Linked DNA regions of Mus musculus: region 2 is linked to region 1. A link is a loop called in an ENCODE intact Hi-C map of the cell type or tissue named here. Cell type or tissue: heart. All regions are shown on one strand. Region 1 overlaps Slc25a13 (solute carrier family 25 (mitochondrial carrier, adenine nucleotide translocator), member 13). Region 2 overlaps Dlx5 (distal-less homeobox 5).

Region 1 (5,000 bases):
CTGTAATACGCATCTTCAGTTAATGTAAGTTTTAAATTATTAATTTTTTTTATTCCCTGTTTTGTGTTATTCTGTCCTTGGAACAGGGAATCAAGGTAAAGGCTGGCCGGTGACAGGACCTGGTGTACGGTGTGTCCAGGGAGTCTCTGACTGAAAGGGTGTCCAGGAGAATTTGTCTTTCAGCCCCAGGGTTCAGTGAATGACACCTGGTAAACACAAGTGGCCAGATGATAAGGGCTCTGACCCAGGTCACCACTCACAGGCTTTGTTAAAATTACTAGTGGAGAGCAAGCTAGATAGGACTCCAGTCCTGGTGGAATCGGCACTGCAGGGACAGGTTCCTTTTCTGAGTCTGTCTGCTACTATCCTCATTCAGTGTTACCACAGTTGATGAGTGTTTAAAGAATTAGAAAAGCCTTCCGAAGAATATCGTCAGAGGTATTGAAAGGTATTCTAGAGCTGTGGCAGCTGGAAGTGTGTCTTCCCCAGCAGTGACCCTTGTTCCTTGCTTCAAGGACAACCAAGCTGCCTTGTCAACATCCCTAGTTTATGCTTTTATCGTAGTTGGCCTCTGTCCATGAGTCCAAGAGACAACCTTTGATGTATTTACTTGAACCCCAGAGTGGGTCATTCCTGCTTTGGTGGACTGCTTTGTTCTAAACTGAGCACAACTGTATTCTGCATCCAAATTAACATGTCATTTAAGAGGAGACCTCTTTTATCACCTCTAAACAAGTGAGGGCAATACAAATTCCTCAGTGATAGTGTGACAGTTGGTCTGAGTCTGGTTCATGTATCCTCAGCACACATCGCCGTGGTTATTTACAGAGTGAGCGTTCAGCCCATGGCACTAGCACCCAGAAGTTCCTTGCTCCCTGTGCTAGTCAGTCACCACGCCCCCAAAGCTAACTGGCTGGATTCTCTCATGACACCTTAGTTCAGGCCTTTATTTCATTGCAGGATAAGTATAGTAATGTGGTCTGTGTCTACTCTGTTACTTCTTGCTGAGCTCTAGGCCTGTGTCAACACAGGCTTTCACTCTTCCACTGACCTCTACCTCCAACCCTGATTTTATGTGTGGTGGGTGGTGGAGTGAGTTAGTTTATTGCTGCATTGTATTTTATTGTGTGACTATATGACAGTCAATTAAGTATCCAGTCATTGAGTGATCTCTGGACTGTTGCTTTTTTGTTTTTGTTTTTGTTTTTTTAAGATTTATTTATTTATTTATTATATGTAAGTACACTGTAGCTGTCTTCAGACACTCCAGAAGAGGGAGTCAGATCTCGTGATCGGATGGTTGTGAGCCACCATGTGGTTGCTGGGATTTGAACTCCTGACCTTCGGAAGAGCAGTCGGGTGCTCTTACCCACTGAGCCATCTCACCAGCCCCCTTGTTTTTGTTTTTAAAGCATTTTTGTCATCCTAAGATAAGTTGCTGTGAATACTCAAACTTTTTGGTATTATAGTCCATGTACATTTTGTTATAGATTTCCTTATGATTGAAATTGCTGTCTATAGTCATGTTAGCACAGTTACAGTAGATATTGCTTAGCAGTTTTCTAAAATGGTTTGTCAGTTTATTCACATATATAAATACACACATATGTATACACATATACATGCATGTATATACATATACATATACATACACACACAAGTATAATATTTTTAAAAAATATTATATTTTTAAAATATTTTTAAAAAATATCCATTTTTGTGTGCATTGGTATTTTTGCTTGCATGCATGTCTGTGATTCTCTAAACTTGAGTTACAGAGAGTTGTGAGCTGGCATGTAGGTTCTGGGAATTGAACCCGGGTCCTGCGGAAGAGCAGCCAGTGCTCCTGGCCGCTGAGCCACCTCACCAGCTCCATCAGTTTCTTCTTACACCTCCAGCATGTGGGAATGTTCTGTGTTTTTGCCAACTTTCATTATCCCTCATTATCTTGAGAGTGAGCGGCTTGAGCTTGCATTTCCGGGGACGATTGAGTTTCCGGTTCACAACTTGACAATGATTCCCAGGATCATTTGGAGAAAATGCAAAGGATAACCATCAGGCTAAGAAAAGCTCCAGGAGAAAAGTGATGCAGCGTTCTGAACCCTTCTCTCATCGGGAAAGGGTTTCTCGAGCCCCATTCAGCAGTCTGGGAATCTGCGGAAACAACAGTGGGAAAGAACACAGCCAAAAAAAGTCCTGTCCTGACAGGGCCCTCCCTGCAGTTGCCGCAAGCAAGAGTCATTGTTATCTTGCAAGGACAGACAGGTCAACAAGATAGGGTGGTCTTGGACTGTCTCCCATCGCTCAGAACTGCCGATCCATGACACATTCTTGGTGCTGTGCCTGGCGGCCCCAGAGTACACTCCGGCCCCAGGAAGCCTTTCCAGCCTCTGAGAACTGAAGCTGCAGGTGGAGTCAGCTTCTCACTGTGCTCCCTGGTGGTCATCTGTTAATTTATCAGTGAAAAGCCTGCATCTTAAAGAGCAGGGCAGGGTCGGGGAAGACATGGTTTGTGGGCCTGGAATAGCCAATATAGATTGGGAAAAGTCGGAATATTCTCATGTCACAAAACATACAGAAACAGAGCTCTGATATCCGGGAGCCTAATGCTAAATACGGATCTGGTCAAAGGTCAGGAGAGAAACTGTGTTGGGATTTCTTCTTGACATGAGAAGGGACTGCGTTTCCAAGGTCAGGAAAGCAATGGAAGGATTGGCAAAGGAAAAAAAAAAGCCCTCTAGACTGAATTACATAAAAATGTCAAACTGGAAAAGTATTTGAAACAAATATGACCTCAGAAGGGACGAGAGCACGTTCTGGCGCTGTGGGTGGCAGAGCGATTGGTACAATCGTTTCCGGAGAACAGCGTGATAATAAGCGACGAGCGCCTGAAGGTTCCTGTCCTTTAACTCAACAATTTCTTCTTTCAGGGAGTCTGTTCTTTGAAAATAGGAATTGGGACAAATGTTATATATAAGAATGGCTATCTTAGGTTTTTGTACAAAATAACCCAGACTGGAAAGAATCTAAATGTGTACCAGCAGGGGAAAAGTTAAGTTGTATTCTAAGGTAAATTAATCACTATCATAGGGAAACCTCGTATAACCAACCATAGGATTGCTATCATTCTCGATGACAGGCCACTTCCATTTCAAGCTTGTTTGTCCTCATTTAGGGAAAAAAATAACAATGAATTCTTTCTTCTGTCCATTCCCTGCAAATTAAAGTAAATGCCAGTGAAGGATGGTGGCATCGCTGGGCTGTCTCTGTTTTGTACTGTTATCTGAGAAATATACTTCGAAGATAGTATCCTAGCATTTTGCCATGACTTCCCTTAGGCAGTGCCTCGGACCAGGTCGCTAGCGATGGAAGAAAACCCTCATTGCATCCTTGACCTGGTTTGATACCAGCAGCAGATCTCACTCAGTGAAACGGTGGGTTAAAGAAATGAATTAGATAAGCAAAAAAGTGGGCCAGCAGAATGGATCAGCAGGTAAAGGTGTTTGATACAAAGGCACAGTCTGAGTTCCACCCCCCAACTCTACATGGTGGAAAGGAGACAACGGACTTCCACGAGTTCTCCTCCAACCTCCATATGAGTGCTGTGGCATGCATCTATGTGCATACATATGTGGATACATATGCACATAGATGCATACATACATATATGTAATAAAAAAGCAAAACCAGAAGTGTGCTTACTGTGTTCTGGGCATCGTTCATAGTGTGTGTTGTTATCTCATCCGCTCCATGCATCAGCCATATGGGGCTGGTAATATTATTACACCCATTCTGCACATGAATCATCAGAGCCCAGAAAGCTTTATTTAACTCCCAGTATGTTCAGGTGGAATCGGGTAGAGCCAGACCCCGCAGCCTACACAACCTGGTACTGCTCTTCATTACACCGTGCCCCTCATCACCCTGCTGCTGCCAGTGTGATTCTGGTCACTTAGTAACCCCTGCCCTCAGGTACCTTATGCTCCTCTCTTTCATCTTGAAAATCAGGAGGTCTGGTTCTCCTCATCGAGGATGCTGCATCCTCGTGTTTATTTTCAGCATTTCCCACAAGCTGGGTGTGCCCAGAAACAAGACACAGCCTGCTCCTTTTGGCCTAAAGTGAACCGAGTCCTAGAACACCATGAAGGGAGTCCCGTGCTTGCGAGCCCCTGTGTGATGCTGAGACTAGGGCATTGCCTAGTGCAGCAATCTAAACCTGCTTCCAACATCACAGAGGATGCCCGTGGCTCCACGGCAGCTCCTCAGCCCAGTTTGTCTTCTTTTCTCAGGGACTGTAAGCATTTGAGTGAATTATTTGAGCAGCCATGGACTTAGGGATTGGGTAGCATCTGACCCCAAGCCATCTGGGGCTCCACATCTATAAATTGCTTGGTAGGAGCCAAAATAAACAAAATACATTTGAAGGGCTAAAATAGAAAACCAGAGTAAGAGGTCGCTCTGACGGCTTCAGGTCGGCTGAACATCAGTTTTGTTTCTCTTTGCATTGAATTGGGCTTTGTTACACAGGAATGCAAGACGTTCACTGCCAGCTCTATGGAAGGATAGTTAATACCTCACAATTGATCTCACTTTAACAAGGACACATCCTTAAGCTTAGTGCGCATGCCTGTAATCGCGATGGAGGACTGAGGTAGAGAGGTCTTGAGGTTGGGGTCACCTGGGCTTCCTAATGAGACCTCTGTCGGGCATTATTTTATATTTGCTAGTGACAAATTCCCTCTCTCCAAGTCATAACAATGAAAACTGTTACCAGACATTGCCACAGGTCCCCCAAAAGCCATTGTTGAGAGCTTCTGGTGAGCATAAAATTTGACTCCTTAAATTTTTTTCTTTAAAGTGACAGATGATAATTGAAGATGTTACTAGGCTGTATGATTTTTATCTTTTGAATGGTCATGGCCTTCCACTATTGGTTGTGTGGTCATATATGTTTAAGAATCGGAGATACTAAATAACTTTCTTACCTCTTCCCTCCTCTT
Region 2 (5,000 bases), 690 kb before region 1:
GTAAACTTTTTTTTTGCATGTAAGTTATTGCATTTCAGAGAGCCCCGCCCCCTTTTTTACGAAAAGAACCCTTTTTTTTTTTTTTTTTGCGCAACTGTGGACACTATCAATGGTGCCTTGAAATCTATGACCTCAACTTTTCAAAAGACTTTTTTCAATGTTATTTTAACCGTGTAAATAAGTGTAGATAGAGGAATTAAACTGTATATTCTGGATAAATAAAATTATTTCGACCATGGAAACTGCTCCTTTTTGGCCCCCTGATAACTGGCTAGTGAGGTTATATGCAGACGGTTAAGAACAGATGAATTCTCCAGAAATCCAACAATGCAAAACAGAAGTCAGGAGCTGTCTGGTTGCAGAAATGTGTTTGTGTTGGATGCTCTATTTCATGTATCTGTCTGCACATATGGCCTGTTTATAGTACTGTCGTGTTTAGGATGGTTTTTTCCCTCTAACCACAAAACCATTTAAATGATATTAAATATAGCTCCAAATGTTTTGGGTAGGAAGGAATATTGAAATTAACTACATTTCTCCTACCGTGTGTGAGGGAAAAAGCCAACAGAAATCCCTTGATAACCTGGTATTCTAAGCACAGAGTGATTCTGGTGGGGACCCCCTCCCCCATCTGCATGTGTATTGCAATTATGAGACAGGGGAAGAAAAGGAAATTTGTTATCATTCCTCATATATATATAGTTTTTTTTTCTCAAAAATATGAAATGTTTGGGGCATAGCAAGCAGTAGTTTAAGCCTTGGAGTCCTAATGTGGATGACTACAAATCTGGCCAGGTTCTTTCTGCCAAGAAAATACCATAGGGATTCAGAACAATAGTGAACCTGAAGTACTGGGCCAAACAAGAAATATGGGGGTGGGGAGAATTACTTTTCAAAAAGGTGGGGGGGGGGCTATATTGGTTTCATTTCTTGTGATAAGGTTCTTCATATAATTGTCTTTCACCGGCATCCGTACTTCATGCCTCTTTCAGGATCTCCTGTGCTGCTTTTACATAAAACAGGGGCCAGGCAAGTTCCAAGTCATCGGAAATGCGATGTTTGCTAGAATTCCTTTGTGAAGCCATCTTTAAGGAAGGAGGATGGGAGTTGCAGCAACCTGGCCTCTGATTTGTGCGTCCCTTACACTTCTGCATGTAGATATCTAGCCTATGCCCAGAGCTACAGCGTGGCTCCACGGCTGTGCCCCAAGGCCTGAATTATAGGCATCTTTGTGGCTGGCTGTCCTTTGGTCCATCTAAGTCTATTTCCAAAGAATATGTAATGTTAGAAATTACTAGATTTATGGGAAATATTCCAGAGCTAAGAAGTCGGCAGCAATAAATGTGACAAAAGCGCCCTCTTGGGAAGGGGGATTAGAGCATGAAAAACTGCATCTTCTCATCTCAGAATTTCAGAGAGAACCAGCAGTGAGAACGGAAAGGGCAAGCTGTGTGCCCTTGGGCCATTTACAGAGTCAGTTTCTGCCTCTCCAGTCTCTTCCCATTCCTCCGTTCCCATCAGCCTTCTATCTCCATTTGTTCTCCTTTCTCTTTTCTTGTTCTTTCTTTGCACAGGTGATACCAATCCCACCAGTTTGAAACTCAGTGGACTTGGGGATGGCCAACATATATTTCCAGGCAGCCTGGGCAGCCTGGAAACAGCCTGCCTAAACAGAAATTTATCCCCTGTCCTCACTCCACTCTATCTGTGGGGGGCAGTGGTGTTAGGGGAGGTCCTGGCCCCATTTTGTTTTCTGTAGTGTACAGGGAGTAGAATGGAGGAGATGAGGGTATCTATTTTCTGCTCTTTCTTTGCTTGCAAGATTTCAGCAGTTTCCATTAACCAAATGCCCACAGCTTTCTGAAGGCTTGGTCTTGATTTCCAGGACCTGGCTTTCTGGTGGTCACAGGCCTGTCCCCACCCAGGAGTGTATATTTGGGAAGGTTGGCAAGGGCGGAGGACATCCATCGCACCCCCCCCCCCAATATTTCTCGCCCACTGGTTTCCCAAGAGTGTCAAAACTGTGCTGGGAACAAGCTCTTTCCGTCTTGGCATTCGGAGAGGGTGGATGTCATCTCCCTGCTGCTGCGCTGGTAGGAAGGGGTGTGTGTAGTTTTCTACACTACCTCCGACCCTCAGATTCAGCCAAGCAAAGGCAAGGGCGGGTCCGGACTTTTCTCAGGAAAAAAGAGGGATGCTCTTTAATCACCATCCTTCACCCCAAACTGGGACATTGCTGGTTGTTAAGGACACCAAAGTTGGTTTGTTGCTACGCCAAAAGCCTGGAGCAGCAATGGCAGGGGTTGGGACCTGGTTTTAGGATTGCATCCCCTGTGTGAGCCTCACTAGTAGAGGTCTCTTGAATTGGGAGGGTTTTTTTTTTTTTTTTCAACTTGGATGGGGAGCGGTGAACAAAAAATATTCTGGCAAGTGAGCCGCAACGGGCTTTCCTGGCACTGCGGGGATTCTCCCTGGGGAATTTAACTCCCTGCAGTCCTGCGCCCAAGGATGTAAAAATAACAGATCCTCAGCAAAGTCTAAAAATATCTGTTTCTCTTGCCCTCCCTCTCACCTCTCCATTGTTTCTTCCTGTGTGTACCAAGCGCATGTCCTTCCATTTTGGCACTGACAGACCCCGCTAGCCCTGGACTTCAAGTAGAAGTCTCTTGCGCCTGCCCCTTCTGTTCCTCACTTGCCTAGTCCTCTGTCTAATGCCCCGAAGATGAATTAAGCCGACTTCAGAACTAATTTTCTTCACCGTAGACCTCCCCCCATCCACGCAATACTTTCGACCTCCATCTTGAGACCTCCCTGCAAAGACTCAGAGGCCCAAGGCATGTTGGCAGGGCTTGAGTGATTTCCTCGGTGCCCTGCCCGACTCCGGAGCCCTCCTGTTGAAGATCAGATAAATTGGCCTTTGTTTGAGACTTGGGTTGGGCTAGGCGGGTTTCTACCCTCATTCTCCCCCCTTTTTTTTCCTGGCGGCCACCTCCTTGTGGGACAAGAGGCGGCCTGGGGATCCGAGGGAAGCTGCATTCCTGTGGGTGCCAGGCGGCTCCAGTGCTGAGCCACAGAGCCTCACACACACACACACACACACACACACACACACACACACACACACACACACTGAAGAACCCGCAGACCTCGCTGCCCTTGATCTATCTCTATCTCTCTCTCTCTCTCTCTCTCTCTCTCTCTCTCTCTCTCTCTCTCTCTCGCCCCGCACCTACCCGGGAGTCAGTCCACTCCCCCTCGGATCCACCCTAGGGCTCTGCCTTGCATAGAAAAGCTTTGACCCACACAAAGGTGTACACGCATCCCCTCCCAGTGACACGGGCCAGATCAGTATCTCCCCGCCTAAGGACAACCCTTTCTCCCCCGCCCCTTATCCCACGACCCAAGGCGTGCCGGCTGGCCTCCGATGGCTCCTTTGATCGCACGGGACGCCCAGTGGCTCGCGGGCTCCTGACTGACCCACAGCAAGCCTGAGTTGGGCGTTACAGCACACAGCCACCTCCACAATTCAGTACCGAGCACTCTCTAGCTTGAATTGCCCTGGATGCCTGCTGGAAACTGCTCTGCACTCACCCTCTGCTTCTTGCTTCCTATTGTTCCCAAAGAGAGACCTTTAGGACTACTCAGTCACCCCATCCCAGCCCCTTCTCCGCCACCTCTTGGATCCAGTGCCTCCCACTGGCTGCTGGGATCTGGCCAACTTAGAGCTCTCCAGCTCTTGGAGAAGGCACGCCCTGAGGGCAGTAGCTCAGAGAGGTGGTTGGGAAGTGCGGCACCCGCGAGGATCAGCCTGCAGTCCCCACCTCCTCCACTCTCAAGCACCTTCCTCCCTCCCCCTCCCCCCCGCACCCCCGTCTGCTGGGTGCGGGTTTACACTGCCCAGCGCTTGGGGAGGGGGCTCCTTGACTTACTCTGGTCTCCGACTCCTGGCTCCCACCACCCTCTTGTTTCCAGGTTGCCCACAGACCTTGCACATTTTTGACCCAATCCCAGGCCGAGAGAAAACAGCCCAAATCTTGGTGGTGCGCATGGTATTAGTTAAACCTTTCCACGCAGCCTGTACCGGAGACTCGCATCCCTGGCGTTTTCTTTTGCTTCTGACAGGCTTTAGATTTTTAAGTGGTGCAAGGCAGAAAGGGTACAAGGTGTCTACTGCCAGAGGTATGAATGACTGAGGGATGGAGGAGCCTTTCCTTCGCGGTCAGCTAGGGCTGCCTACTGTAATGTAACAACCTGTTTTATACTTTTGAGTTCTAACTTTGAAGATACAAACCGAATTTAAGCGAGTCTCTCTTTAAAGGAAAGGCGAGTCCTGTTCTTAACAGCAATGAGATGTTTCTGCGCGTTGTTCGCTCGCTCGGACTTCTGATTTAAGTGGTTCTGAATTCATTTCTTTGCCAAAAGCACACGTATTATTGAGTCTGTTCCGCATCCTAAACCAAGGTTTATATGAAACCGTGAAATACCACACATTATGACCTTTCACCACAGGAAGGGAAAATGGCTTCATGACCTGATCCCCCCACCCTTCTCTCCTCCCTCCCAGTTTCAATAACAATTCTCTGTGGAATCCACCATACACAGTCTATTGCTTTTATTTTGTTTTGTTTTGGTTTTTTGTTGTTTTTGTTGTTGTTGTTGTTGTTGTTGTTGTTTTGGTGGGGTGGGTGTGAAGGATGGTAAACGGTTCAAAGCTATGATTTATCTTAAAGCATTTCTTTTCCTTGAAAGGCGTGAAAACAGAAACCGCCAGCGGACGCTTATTCTCACCTAGAACTATTTCAGCCACTTGCCATTTGCAAGAGGGGGGGAAGGGTGGGTGGAAGGGGGTGCGGGATATGGACTCAACTTTCATCTATAAACAGGGGTCACTAAACAGGGGACATTTCATTATTGCCCTTAAATTCACAGGAGCTAGGGAGCCTGCTTGCCACCCTGCAGGGTGGCCTTGGTTGGGCAGCTTGTGTGGGTCGGTAAGATGT

The links. A loop is a pair of places that touch in the nucleus more often than their neighbours do. Peaks named below come from ENCODE experiments on the same cell type or tissue, not always from the same donor. Only the 100,000 strongest peaks of a DNase experiment are listed, where the experiment ranks them.
Region 2: it touches region 1 in a loop (2.3-fold over the local background); 1 of 42 quality-filtered maps calls a loop at or near these places.

Annotation. Positions count from the first base shown.
Region 1 is chr6:6,181,121-6,186,120 of GRCm38, reverse strand. All of the region lies in intron 2 of Slc25a13 (solute carrier family 25 (mitochondrial carrier, adenine nucleotide translocator), member 13), which reads left to right. Among named protein-coding and RNA genes, the nearest start is that of Slc25a13, 34 kb to the left of the region's middle. In heart, a CTCF peak has its summit at 2,431 (motif pointing left); DNase peaks (open chromatin) are centred at 240, 880 and 2,210; H3K4me3 peaks cover 631 bases; H3K27ac peaks cover 2,000 bases.
Region 2 is chr6:6,873,043-6,878,042 of GRCm38, reverse strand. Dlx5 (distal-less homeobox 5) reads left to right here. Exons shown (of 3, transcript NM_010056.3): 3 at 1-242. Among named protein-coding and RNA genes, the nearest start is that of Dlx6os1, 3.9 kb to the right of the region's middle. In heart, no CTCF peak of the experiment used is centred here; no DNase peak of the experiment used is centred here; H3K4me3 peaks cover 1,434 bases; H3K27me3 peaks cover 4,599 bases.